Regions from separate parts of the Homo sapiens genome. Here region 2 is linked to region 1. Evidence: chromatin contacts called from ENCODE Hi-C data. All regions are on one chromosome and are shown on one strand. The core of a region is the stretch at or near the end of the contact, and the rest is flanking DNA. Distances in the headings are between cores, read along the strand shown. Region 1 overlaps ARHGAP26 (Rho GTPase activating protein 26). Region 2 has its middle 7.1 kb from the start of ADRB2.

Region 1 (6,885 bases), core at 1,580-4,079:
TGCCATACTTTTATCTGTAGAAATAAAGATGAGAGTTGTCATGATTTCTATCATTTTCTTCTCATTTTTTAGCATGAACTTTTAGAAGAATAAAAGCCCCTCCTCCAAAAAAAAAGCTTATAAATAAATAAAACCTAAATGCTAACAGTGGTTATCTCTAGGTGGTAAAATCGGGATAATTTTTTGTTTTCTTCTTGAGACTTTTCTGCATTTTTCAAATTGTCCATAGTACGTGTGTGGGTGTGTGTGTGTTACTTTTATCAAGATAAACGAGGAAAAGCTCAGCATCACAGATAACACGGAGCTGCTGAACTAGAAAAGGATGCTGCAGCTGAGGACAATTGATGAGGATTGGGAAATGGTGCCCTGCCCTGGGACCCTTTGTGAAATGTTATTTAAATACATGTTTCACAGTTTAAGAAAGTTGTGAAGTAATTGTTAAGAACTTAGAACCAATGGAGAAAAATAAAGGAATTTTTGATTCATTGGTTCTGGACAAAGGTAGTCAAAAAACTTCAAGTGCTGTTAACAGACAGTGGCTTCTATTGAGCACAGCTGCTTTCTTTTTCCCTGGAGAGAACAATAAAAAGACGCTTAGTGGAAATTGTGGCAGAAGAGGTTAGAAATGGAAGTGGGTGGTTATCAAACTCTGGGATAAGCTTCCAAACAAGAATGTTTAATGCCATTTCCTAGAAAAGTTTAAAATGAAGTCTTGAACAACTGCCAGTGGTCTTCTCGGATCTTTTCTTGCTAATTCCAAGACACTGCCAAGCTTTCCGTTGTACTGCTTCAGGCCTGTTTTCTTCCCAGTCCACAGATGTGAGTAACCTTGTTGTGAAACTTCGTTTGCAGATATTTAACACCGTGCCCGATATGCCTCTCACCAATGCCCAGCTGCACCTGTCTCGGAAGAAGAGCAGTGACTCCAAGCCCCCGTCCTGCAGCGAGAGGCCCCTGACGCTCTTCCACACCGTTCAGTCAACAGAGAAACGTGAGTCTTTGCTGCATAGGGCCAGCGTGGCATTCAGGGACATCCCATGCTACCTGCACGGCTCAGGGTGGACACTTCCAGCTTTTCTCTGTGTGCTACTGGCTTTTTGTGTCCTTGAAGACTGTATCATTGTGCCCTCCCAAGTGCCTTTGCTGAGTAACCCTGATAGGACAGGAAGCAATATTATTGAGAATGAAAGAGAAGGGCTGCCATTGAGGATTCTCTTTCCAGATCACCTGTGGACAAACAGCTGAGTCTCTTTTCCTCCTGCTCCTACACAATAAGAGCTGAGCTCAGGCACTGCTTCTTAAGCTCCCCTTTTGTTAGCAATTCCCATAGATCCAGTGTCCTTTCCTTTTCTCGGTTGTAATGAAATACCCATTAGTGTGAGTCACATGCCCTACTAGAATGTGACTCTGTGAGGGTGGGACCTTGTACGGCTTGATCTTTTACTCCACCTTTCATGGTGCCTGGCATGGAGTCGACACCTAAAAATATTTGAAATTCATTAGTGAATTAATTAGGGAACAATACCTTACTTGTTCCAAATACCAGTGTGTTATCACCACAATTATATCACATCCGTTTTTCATCTCAGGATTTCTGAGTTCTTTGCAATGATCAGGTACTGACCCCTAAAATATACAGTATTGTTTCAGCCTTTGCTCTAAGAGAGCCTCCATTTGCTCATCTGTAAAATAGGGATAATAGGACCCACTCATAGGAAGTTATGCGAATTAAATGAAATTATGCATTTCAGCATCTGGCATAAGGCCTGGGACATGGCAAGGGCCAATTACTGAGAGCAGCTACTACCATTATTGGTTACCGTTTAATCACACACAGATAACCAAGGATGGTTCATTCATGCAGCTGACGTTTACACGACACCTACCAGGGACTGGGAATATAAGCATGGGACCTTGGCTTTAAGGAGTTCAAAACTGAGTAAGGAAGGTAGACAAGTGACTACAAATGTGAGTCAGCATCACAGCTGCTTCATTAGAGATATACACATTGAGAGAGGTAGCAGAACACAGTGGTTAAACACACTCTGGCCCCAGGTCGTCTGGGTGTGATTCTGCCTCTGCTGCTCATCAGCAGTGAGTGGCTTGGGAAGTTACCTAATATCTCAGGGCCCCATTCTCCTTTTCTGCAAAATAGGGTTGATGCTTTCTATTTCATGGGGTTGTTCTGAGGATTAAGGCCCTTCAAATGTTGCCAGGAGCAGAGTCAGTGCTCAGTAAATGCTGGGTGGTAATGGCACAGGTATTGCCATCATCATCATTATTATAACTCGTTTCTGTGAGGTACAGTAAAGGGACAGAGGCAGGACAGTGAGCTACTTTGCCTTGAAGAGGAGAGGCTTCATATCTGGATTGGTATCTTTCTTTTTGTCACCAAAAAGGTGCTTATTTAATCCCCTTGTATTTCTAAAGTAGTGGCCTTCCTTACCATAACTTCTAAAAGCAAACCTTCCCCATCCCAAAACCCTTACTGCACTTCAAGATGTCATTGAATCTCATCATGTGGCTGTACCTTGGTATATTTAGCATCATTCGGGTTGTTTCAAATATTTTGCTTTTATAAGTAAAGCTACTATTAACATCCTTGTAACTAAATCTGCTCTTTTTTCATGAACATTTCTTTAGATAAATTCTTAGAATAATTTCTAGGTCAACAGATATACAACGTTTCAGGACTTTGACCCTGTCCTGGGATTGGCTTTCCTTCTAACAGTAGCCTGTGTTCCTTTTAAATATCTGGCTGGGGTCATTCTCACTGTGGTCTGCACGTGGCCTGGGCCCCTGCGAGTGTACCAGGGAACACTTGGAACAGAACTGGCCTCACTCACACCTGCTGAATGAATGAGGCATCAGGCTATGGGGTAATGTGCTTCTCAGGTTTCCAGGACAGCCACGGTCACCTAATGTTTTGTACTTATCAGTGTACGGTGTAGATTAGGAGAGGCTAGACAGTATTGGTAAATTCCCTAAGCTTAAAATAGTGCTGGGTATGTGGTTAGAATGAAGCAGAAGCAGCTTTGGAATAGGCTTTAAAGCATTCTCTGGGAGCTCATAAGAATGAAGATGGAGATCAGGAGAAAATCAGCTAGATCTTTGTCCAAGATTAATTTTATCACACAAGGCAGAGGATGAAAGTTAAGGATGTGTGAAAGCAGGTCTGTCTCAGCTGCAGAGCAAGCTGCTCTGTCCATGTCTGCAGATGGTAGACAGGGGATGCAAAAGGAGAAGACAGTGAACAATAGGGCCTTTCTCTAAATGTTAGGAAATGCTCCCTGGAAACATGACCGGAGCATACAGATATGCTCAGATATTTGTAGGGAGCCTAACTTTCCCTCCTTTCTCAGAGAATAAACATTTTAACTGCAAGTCTGTGTGTTCTTTAACTGCAATTTATATGGGTGTCTGTGTGTATATATTGGTTTGTTTTAGAGACCCCTTTTTTTCTGCGAAGCTAGCATACTATCCAAACCGGCATGGAAGGCACCCTGTGGGGGGGCAGTGGGAGAGTTGACTGGGGAAGACTGAGCTAGGAGCTGGAAGGTTCTGCTGGGACCTGCTCCCTCCCAGGTTGTAATCCAGCCACCCGTCACTGTCGGGTGAGCAGATGATAATGCACTGTGAAGTTTTCACACACTTCACCTTTCTCTTTGTCTGGTCTATGGACAAAGACAGAAAACTTTATCCTAGCACTTTGCTGAATTTACTGTTTGGCATTAAAGTACAGGTAACGATTATGCAAATGTAATAATTTGTGAAAAAAGGTATATATTTCCATATAACAGTGATTTCAGTTTGAGGCCTCCTGACACACCTAGCTCAGTGCTTCCCAAATGCCAGTCATGTACATAACCCCTCATTCACCATTTGTGCCACAGCCACATAGCTCATGCACTGTGACTTATTTAATATACTTCTTTAAGTTAACCTTAAAGCAACTCACTTCTTTCCCTGGCTTCATCCTGATACATAAGACCTCTAAGAACACGACTTCAATGGTCTCACTGTATTATTCTCTAATATATGTTAAAATAAACATGTAACCATTAAGATGGAAAGTGGTCATCCATATCCCACCTTAGAATTATTTTGTGTCCCACTTGTGGAATGCATATCACTGTTTGGAATCCACAAACTGGCTTTTAATTTTGACTGACTTCCATCCTTCCTCTTAATTTAAGTATAGAAACTCAAGTTCCTTTCCTCCACTCAACTAGAATTGGGTTCAGATATTGTCAGTGGGCTGTGGACACTTGCCGTTCATGTCAGTTTCCTGCTGTGCCCTTTCAGTTCATAGTGACACCTGTCCTGGTTTGATGCGACCTTACCTTTCTTCAGGTTCTTGCCACAGAGCAGATACCTGGTTGGAGGGATATGCTGTGAGGGCACACATGCACCCATAGGCACATGCACATGCGCACTCCCGCATACCTCTCCTCTACCTTCACACTTGCCCTGCGATCATTTTCAGAACCTCATTTCTTTTGATAAGTCTGTCCACCTGATCCCTTTTGAGTCCAGTCATTCTCCTTTTTCTCTTCATTGATGCACTTGCAAGTTAATGTTTATTTGGCATTCCATTTGTCAGTCCTCTCTCCAGTCCGCAGTTGAAATGCTTAGTGGGGTTGAGGCTTCCAGAGTAGCTCACTTAGGTATTTCCCTCAAAGAGACTCCAGGTGCTGTTGGCAGCATACATTTTTCTCCCAGCCTCTCTGCAGTGTCCTTACTCTGTGCAAAAGTTGGAGCCCACTGTTTGCTCTTAGAGGTGAATCTTGGCCTTGGATTGTCATTTGCCTCTTCCTTCCCAGAGAAGAAGCTCCTCAGGCTCAGGCCTCTGCCTTTGCACCTGCACTTCAGGCTCATGGTCTGGGATATTAGAATATGCTCATAGATGTGTGTCTTATTTGCCAGAAGGGGTTTTTCCTACAGTGTGAGTAGACCAGTTGTGTGCCCAGGTCCCTGCCTGCGACTCTCTCTCTTTAATCTATGGGTATTAGTATAGTCTTCTCTAGGTGGTTTTGTGTTTTGTTTTGTTTTGTTTTCCTTTTCCTAAACGTAAAGCTGTGGTCTATTCTCAGAATGAGGAGCTTGATGGTTTCTCATGCTCTGTGCTGGGCAGGGACTTAGGTCAGTTATAAGACAGCAAGTCGCTCCTCATATCATAGGCAATGTGTGATGGAAATGGGGCTAGGAGTGAAATGGGAGCAGCCTCTGAGATGAAAACTTTGTGGACAAGAGGAAAGGGAATGATGGGGAAATGCAGGATTTAGAAAGCATCGTAGCAACAAATACAAACCATCAGGAAACCACTGAATATTTTAGTGAGGAAGGAGCTAGATATCAAAGTTATCTGTAGACAGTCAAGGAAGGTTTTCTGAAAGGAAGAGTTTTGAGAAAGATACAAAATGATATGAAGGGTCCCATTCTGGCCCAATAGATAGGAACGGTGGTCTGTGATGGGAGAGTCTCTCTGTGAGTAGCAGTGGGCAGCTCTTGTCTGTAGAACTGCGGAGAGAACTGTAGAAAGGTGATTTAGCCAAACTGAACCTGGAAGACGTTTTCCCTAGAAATTGATTTTTTTCTTGTCTGTGTTTAATATCTATGACTATATAACTTACCAGGTGGTTTCTTGTGTTGGACATTGTGCACCACAACAGCCCAACTAATCTTTAAAATTATATGACACAGGTACTGTCCCTGTTTTACAGTCGAAAGGAAATAAAATTTACATTAAATAGTGTACGCTCAGGGTTACACGGCAACAACGTAGATTTGAACCCTGTCATTCTACCTCAAAGTGACACTGTTAACCAGTCGTTATTTTGCTTTCAAATTGTGGGATGGTTCCCCAGGAGATGCATTCTTTTAGGGTTAGCTGTTGTGACCTAGTCCGCGAACTCTTCCTTATCTCCAAGGGAAAATGTTTCCAGTTCCACTTAAGAACCTGGAGTTCAAAGTTTCATTCAGCTGGGCATCTGCCGGTAAAATGCTGAGGGGCTGGGGTGGAAGTACAAATGGATACATTTGGTAAAGAACTTTCAGGCCAAACTAAATTTGAACCTCATCTAATAATAACAATAAAAATAAAAATAATTATAGCTCTACTTATGTGCCTACTAACCTCATTATCTCGTGTCATCCCCACAATTGATGATAATCCTGTGAGGTAGGTTCTTATATCCACATTTTACAGACAAGTAAACTGAGGTCAAGAGGTTAAGCAGTTACACTGTCAGCAAATGGCAGAGAAGGGATTTGTACCCAGGTAGTCTTCTAGTCTTCCTTCCCTATACTTTGTTATCTCCAAAAGGGTACCTTTGTCAGTTCTTGAGCTACAGAAGTGAAAACCTTGCTAGCCTGAGTTACAGAAGCAATGAAAACCATCTGTTCCAGCTTCCAGGGCTACATGGGGGCAGTTGAACCATATTGAATGGGTACCTCAATGTGCGTCCTGGCAGGCTGCAGCCACGTGACAGTCTCCCCTCCAAATCTAGCACCAACTACACAGAGAGCGATATGTGTTGAATGGTAGCTTTAATATGCTCGGCCAAGCCACTCACGCTCATTTGCGATCACCTTCGAACAGATGGAACGAGGTTTTTCAACTGTGCTCCCAGATGAATGGCAGCAAAGGAGATTACTCTTTAATCTCCAAGTTTCCACACAGATACACCATCCAGCAGAGACTGTACTGGTACATCTAGGTGAAAGGTACTGACACACACGCTGTGCTTTTTCTGGACGACTGTAGAAGGGGGAGCCAGAAGGATTGAAGGGAGCCAGCAACAAGGTCTTGTACCTTATAGATTTCTTCCAAGGGTTTGCAAAGTGACACTTAGGATTTATTCTGTCCCAAATTTTTAGCATTTA
Region 2 (6,796 bases), core at 243-2,742, 5.7 Mb after region 1:
GAAGAGCCCATAGAAAGTATTTAACATCTGATGAGACTGAAACGCTGTGAGGTGAAGGGCTTGCCCAAGGTAAGCAGCCAAGGATGTCAGAGTGGGACTCAAGCCAGGGAACCCAACTGCTATTCCAGGAACTGCTGCATTCTCTCCACCACATTAGCATTGCGTTCTTTCCTCACCCTCAACTGGGGCTATAACATAACACATTCATTTCAGCCAATATATTTTTCTTTTGTCCTTAACACAAAATTTAGAGCATAAACAAATAATCTGCAATAGAGACAAAAGAAATAATTGTTCATTTAACTCAACAAGCATCCACTAGGATATCTTCTGCATTTAGGGAAGCTGGGAGATTCCTTAGCTCTTTATAACCAGATGTCGGTGTTGTATATATACTCTTTTGCCTAAAGGAATGTCTAATGTAATTTCTGTTAAAATTCAGGTATTAATGTTAATTCAGATTCCCAGCTAAAAGGAGAGTTTAACCATATTCACGTTCCTTTAGGAATACTGTAGACACAAGAACCTTGATTAGTTTTAAGGGTCCTGATAAGCAAGAGCATTCTAGGCATATCTTAATCCTTTGCTTTCTACCTCTTTGGTGTGTTGCTTTGTTTCTTTTGAGGGGTTGGCTTTTGTCAGTGTCCCTTCGTCTCTCTGTTTGCTGACATGCTGGCCACCTAAGGTTTGTGTTGTATTCCTCATCGTGAGTTTTTTTTTTGCCTGGACAGCAAGTTCTCAGAGTCTGTCAAATAAGAAGAACTTTTTTCTAAGATGCAAGCTGAGAGGTGTGAACAGTGGCAGGACAGGGTGAGCCTCCCCACTGCAATAATTAATGGGATAAGGAATCTGGAGAAAGGGGAGCTTGAGAATAGGAACTGTCTTTACATGATTCTTAGAATGTTTCTTATGGTGAACCTATTGCCAAATGGAGCCTAAACCAGAATCAGTCAGAAAGTATTTATGGAGCACCTACTGTATGCAGCATGAGAAAAGTATAGGTTTCCATTTCTGCCTTTTGGATCATGATATTAAGGATACTAAGCAGATACCTTTTATGGAATCTTACTAAAAGTTAGTGACTATGTTAGACACCTGTTAGGCGTTATGTCCTCACAACTGTATGATGTAGGTAGCATAATTGTCCTCATCTAACAAATGAGGGAGCTGAGGCTCAGAAAGCTTCAGTAACTTTCCAAAGCCATACAACCAACTAGTTGCAGAGTCAGGACGAGAACCCAGGTCTCTGTGATTCCAGGATCCATGGAGCCTAGCACCCAGGCAAACCAGGAAGCAGCACGAGGTAGCTTAGAATCTGTGCCAGAACAAGTGTAAGAACTGGAAATGCAATACTTTGTTGAGAGAAGACGGAGACTGCTGTGGGTTGAGGCAGGGAGGAATGTTCCCTTCCAAGCATGTGACTGCAGGGTTTCTGGGGACTGACACAAAAAACCAATCACTGAAGTGCCTAGTTTGCTTCTCCAAGTCTTTGTTTTGTCTTCTCATCAGAGAATCAGACCAAAATGGAAAGAGGATATGAAACTCTAAAACGAACACAGCAGAGTAAAGCAGAAACACAGGCTGCCCTACGTCCTGGCACTCTTTCTCAGCTCCAAAGTTGGGAAGGCCTCCTAAATTGAGTGGGTAGCCAGACCTTATGGAAATTTGATAGGCCTGGGTAGCCATATAGGTATGTTTTCCATCTTGAGCTAGCATTCTAGATCAAAGGAGATGATTTTCTGACAGCAGAGAGCAAGGAAGCTTAATATGCTTTGAATGATACTTTCCATTGACAGTATAACCTCTACTAAATTCAGTCTGTGCTAATCCATACTTCACTGACAGTGCAAATATAATTTGAAGGAGGGATTTTTCTAAATGCGTAAGAGAACAAACTTCCTAAGCACTTTCAAGAACTTGAGAAATTCTGGTGTTTTGTGAATAATAGGAGGCAGGGTGAGGTGAAAAGAGCCCCCCTCCAACCTCCCACCCACCACCCCACTCTCTCTCTCTCTGAAGTTGGGTGAGGCGGTTTTCTTCAGCCGACTTCCGTTTACTCATCTGTAATTTGAGGCCAGTACAGGTGGTATCTAAGCTCTGCTCCCCTCTGAATTTATACAGTTGTTAATTTACAGGCTAGAGATAATCATTTATATTTCTAATTAGAGTTGATGACATTTGCCATATAAACAATGGTTGAATATTCTGAAGGTTGTCAGCCTGCAGAAGAGAATGCTGTGAAGTACTATTTGGTGCATGATAATTGCTTTTCAGTATGATCTAGGGGGGAAAAAAACAGATTTCTCGGTTCTGCATGAATACAAGAAGGCAAGCAGAACTTTACAGAAAGGCAGATTCTAGCTCGGGTATAGGAAGACTTTCCAAAGAGCGAAATAAATGATCTATCAGAATTGTGAACCTCCCGTTTTTGGAAGCATTCAAGAGAAGCCCAGATGAAGCTGAAGCTCTGTTCAGGATGAAGCACAAGGCCTGCACTGAGCAGGAGGCTGGGCTAGGCTCTTTCCAAATCTGTGATCCTATGTCCTTGAAAACAGCAGACCTGAATGTTCTTAAAGTGTATTCAAACTGTTCCCTAATTCCAGCTGGCCTTCTCCCCAATTCCTCTGGATTTCAGAGGTTTCACTGCATTCCTAAATGGGAAACCTCCGGGGGAAATCAGTATCTCAACAACCTTTGGCCATGGGGAGAAATCCAGAAATAGAGCAATAAGGTTAAGCAGTTTTCCAAACTATTAGACCTTTTCATCAGCTGCTCTTCCCATGCCTTTTGCAAATGACCTACTAACTCCCAGAGCGAGAATAATGAGAGCTGCAAAGTCCTCTCTGCAAAGACTATTACATCCTTCTCCACCCTCGGAATCATTGCACTTCCTCTGGTCTTTTTGTCACCCCTACAGGGCAGGAAGGAATAGAGGCAGGTCCCTGGCTAGCACTGGAACACTTCAAAGCTTCTAGCCCCAAAGCCTGGAGACCTGGGGTCTGTCATAGCCCAGCCACTAAGAGTCTGGGTAACCTCAGGCAGGCCACTTCCCTTCTCTAGACCCATTTCATCACCTCTAAAGAGAGATGCTTTGGTTTATATGGGTCCTCTGTTTCCTTCTTTCTCTAAAATTCTGTAAGATATTAGGAAGTCTTCAGCACCACACATCTGACTGCATTGCTTTTATTTTTAAAAGCATATTTTTTTCTTTTTAAAAGGATAATGGATAATTATTATAGGACATTTAAAAGTATATGAAAGTATAAAATGAGATAAATCCCACTTAATGTCACCACCTAAAGATAACCATCAATAAATTTGATGATGTATATGCTTCCAGTCTTTGTTCTAAGCCTAGCTATACAAATGTACATAAATATATTTGTAAATGAAAATAGAATTATATTATTTATACTGTTTTGGATCCACTGCTGATACTTTTACAAATGTTCCCTTGAACTTACTTTTATGTATACTGTGATACAGATGTTATAATTCCTGTTTGCCCATTGGCCTGATTTTATAGTGTTCAGGTACGAAAGAATCACCACTCCCGGAGAGTCTGAATCACAAGGTCTGAGTTGGGGTCTAAGAATCTGCATTTTAGCAAGTTTCTCCAGGTTTTTCCAACACAGATCGTCCATGGGCCACATTTTGAGAAATAAGGCTACAAAGATATAAACTTTGTGTAAATCAGAGAGAATCCCTCCCCCTGCCCCTTGCTAGTGGATGAAAAAGATGTTTCTATACTTGCCTTGCTGAAAGCACACTTTCTGCACCTGGGCTCTAATCTGCTTTCGGAGCAGAGGAAACTAACCACTGAACACCCAGGACAGAGTTCTTTTGACATTGTTGAATGCCTCCTACCCAGCCTGTTGATTTGTGTGAAAATAAGTCTATTCAGGTCACACAGTGACCAATAACTTCTGTTTGGAAAAGTGCAACAGTAGGTTTTTATTCTCATAGAGAGCCTCTTTTGATAATAGTAACTGCTAATAGCTACGAAGTGCTTCTTATGAGCCAAGCATTATAGTTGGCAATTCTGGTGCATGCTCTCATTTAGTATTCACACAATAATATGCTATTATGTTTGCCTTCATTTTATAAATTGGAAAACTAAGACTTTCAGAGGTAAACTAAGCTGTCCAAGATCACATAACCCACTGGAGTGAAACCCAGGTATTCTGAACCAGAGTCTGTGTGTGTGTTTTGCCACTAGAATAGGCCGTCTGTCTTTTCTCAGTTGGAGATCAGGTAAGAAAGAAGGAAGGAGAAGATTATGAGAGGTTATTTTTAATGGGTGCATTTTGTTCTAATTCTCCATGGAATCTTCTCAGAGGGGCCTGATTAATGTATGCCCCTTGAGACCAAGGAGCAAGCACTACTGTCTAGGCAGGTTGTGATTAAGTATAAACTAGGAAACAGGATCGTACTTAGAGTCGGCATCTCTGTCTTTCGCCATCATTCAGACACAGTTTAAGTGAGCTTCCCCTGCCAGATAGCAGGGCAGAAGGAGACACCTGATCACAGCACAATGGTTTGCACTGAGTCAAATCACCACTTTCGGGCCAGGAAGCTCTTGACATCTGGAAATTGGGTGCTCTTGCCATGTCTCTGACAAGGTCTGTGTCAGCATCTGAGGTTTCTCATTAGAGAATAGCAGGGTGAGATGGGCCATGACACAGCCTGTAACTCCTTATTCCTTAGTGCACTGGCTGCAAAACCTGGGCTCAAGGTGGCTGGGGTCACTGGGCAAAGTAGGACAGGGCCCCAGGGAGCATGCTCTCTGCTGGCTTGGTTTATTTTATTTTATTTTTTCCAGTGCTGTGAGGGGAAGACGGGAGTTTTTAAATTGGTTCATATATCCAGGGAAAGAAAAGCGTTTTTAAAATCATAACAGCAACACCCATGACAAAGCAAAAGTAGAATTCTAGGGAACTCTTGGTTTTTTTTCAAGCACACCATACCGATTTTACAACCTAAGGCTTGTGTCCCAAAGCCACAACTCTTTGTAGGGGGAATTTTCTTCATTTCTTCAATTCTATCTCTAAAACTACTGCTTAGTTTTCTTTTTATAAAAATCCATTTAGATATTTCTAAATATCACAGACAACCCTTATGGTCTGTTGGTGGGTTTTTGTTGCTGTTGTTTTATTTTGTTTTGTTTGTCTGAGAGGTCCTCATGGTTCTTGTGATATGTATTGCAAAAATAAGTCTGTTCTGCTCACAATGTTGCTCACAAACATTCAAACTGGGTTTCTTGTTTCATTTTCCACAATGTCTACAAATCCAAACGTTCACCCAGCATCCTCAATGCAAAAGAATAGACGGTTAACCTGAAGGACAGAGTGGTGCCAGCCTTAGAAATCTTTTTTTATAGAATTGTGAAGGGGTTAGTTGTGTCAGTTTACGTATGAATTTCTTGATGTTATTTTATTTTATGGCAGTTACAGAACACAGAAATGATTTGGGGAAACTTCTGAGAAAATGAACATTCCTGACGCCCATTCTGAGATTCTGAGCTAATAGCATTGTAGTTGGGGGCCAGGAATCTGCATTTGCCACAACTTTCCCAGAGGACGGTAAAGCGGGTGGTCCAAGGATCACAATTTGGGGCCATGGGAGATCACACTGTCTTCTTCTTCCCTTCCTGCTCTACAGCACAGAAAGTAGGCATGTAAAAGCTGATCATATATGGCTGTATGCATGCACACAAATAGCCGTTCAGTCAAATAAGCAGAAGTCGTATTTTCCTGTGTTATCAAATTTAAAAAAGAAGATGAAAACAATTCGTAAATTAACATAAAAGAGGAAGGTGATAATAAAATGCCTTGAGCAACTAGGCACTTAATTAAAATGGTGTTTTGTCACTGACATGGCATTTAACCAGGGATACCTCCAACCTCCCAATAGCATCACTGTCACCTAGACTCTGGCCCTCTGCATGTAAATGGGGAGGTAGCAGCCCAGGAAGAAAAACGAATTTTGCTCCAGTGATAGGTTCCTAGTCCAGTGTTCCTTCCTCCACAACACCTGCCTTGGGTTAAGTCAAATTATACTAAGGTGCATTTGGATCAGTTCACCTAATGCATATAAACCCTCCTTCTTAGAAATCTGAAAGGGGACCCACCCAGCTGCAAAGAAGAATATGACTCACACACATGTATATATACACTTCCACAGATGTACACACCCAAATAAACACACACATAGACTTTTACCTTGATGCCTATACCCATATCAGCAAAAATGCACACACACGCATTTTCACATAGATATTTGTACAAATCTAGGTTTTTTGTACACTTCCATATGATTGCTTAAATAAATGTAGGATGTAGACATACTCAGTATATATTGTCCTTAGATAGAACACTCTTCCTTAGATATATACTGGCATAGGGATCCTTAAGCAGACTTCTCTGTGCTCCAAATGAGTAAATATGCCATGTCATGTCATCATGGTCATGCTGATACCTAAGTACACGCAGATTTATATGCTGACCTCTCTCCCTGTGGAAGTGTATACACCTTTCATTCAGTACCTGCTGATAAGGCTTGGCTGTGTCTCCAACCAAATCTCATCTCTAATCATAGCTCCCATAATTCCCATGTATTGTGGGAGGGACCCGGTGGGATATAGTTGAATTATGGGGGCAGTTTGCCCCATGCTGTTGTCATGGTAGTGAATAAGTCTCATGAGATCTGGTGGTTTTATAAGGGGAAACACCTTTCGTTTGGTTCTTACTCTCTCTCTCGCCTGCCGCCAAGTAAGACATGCCTTTTGCCTTCTTCA

What was found. A loop is a pair of places that touch in the nucleus more often than their neighbours do. Pooled maps may share reads with other maps.
Region 2: a pooled map of psoas muscle shows a loop between it and region 1 (6-fold over the local background). The contact joins two enhancer-like sites. A Hi-C loop is called at or near these places in 2 of 50 pooled maps.

The regions. Positions count from the first base shown.
Region 1 is chr5:143,133,115-143,139,999 of GRCh38, forward strand. It overlaps ARHGAP26 (Rho GTPase activating protein 26), which reads left to right. Exons shown (of 23, transcript NM_001135608.3): 19 at 853-991. Among named protein-coding and RNA genes, the nearest start is that of ARHGAP26-IT1, 56 kb to the right of the region's middle. RefSeq lists a silencer at 1,861-1,970. Within about 2 kb of position 2,830, at least 4 of the 41 ENCODE cell types and tissues checked have a DNase peak (open chromatin) inside an H3K27ac peak, as active enhancers do.
Region 2 is chr5:148,830,324-148,837,119 of GRCh38, forward strand. No RefSeq gene overlaps it. Among named protein-coding and RNA genes, the nearest start is that of ADRB2, 7.1 kb to the left of the region's middle. Within about 2 kb of position 1,493, at least 10 of the 41 ENCODE cell types and tissues checked have a DNase peak (open chromatin) inside an H3K27ac peak, as active enhancers do.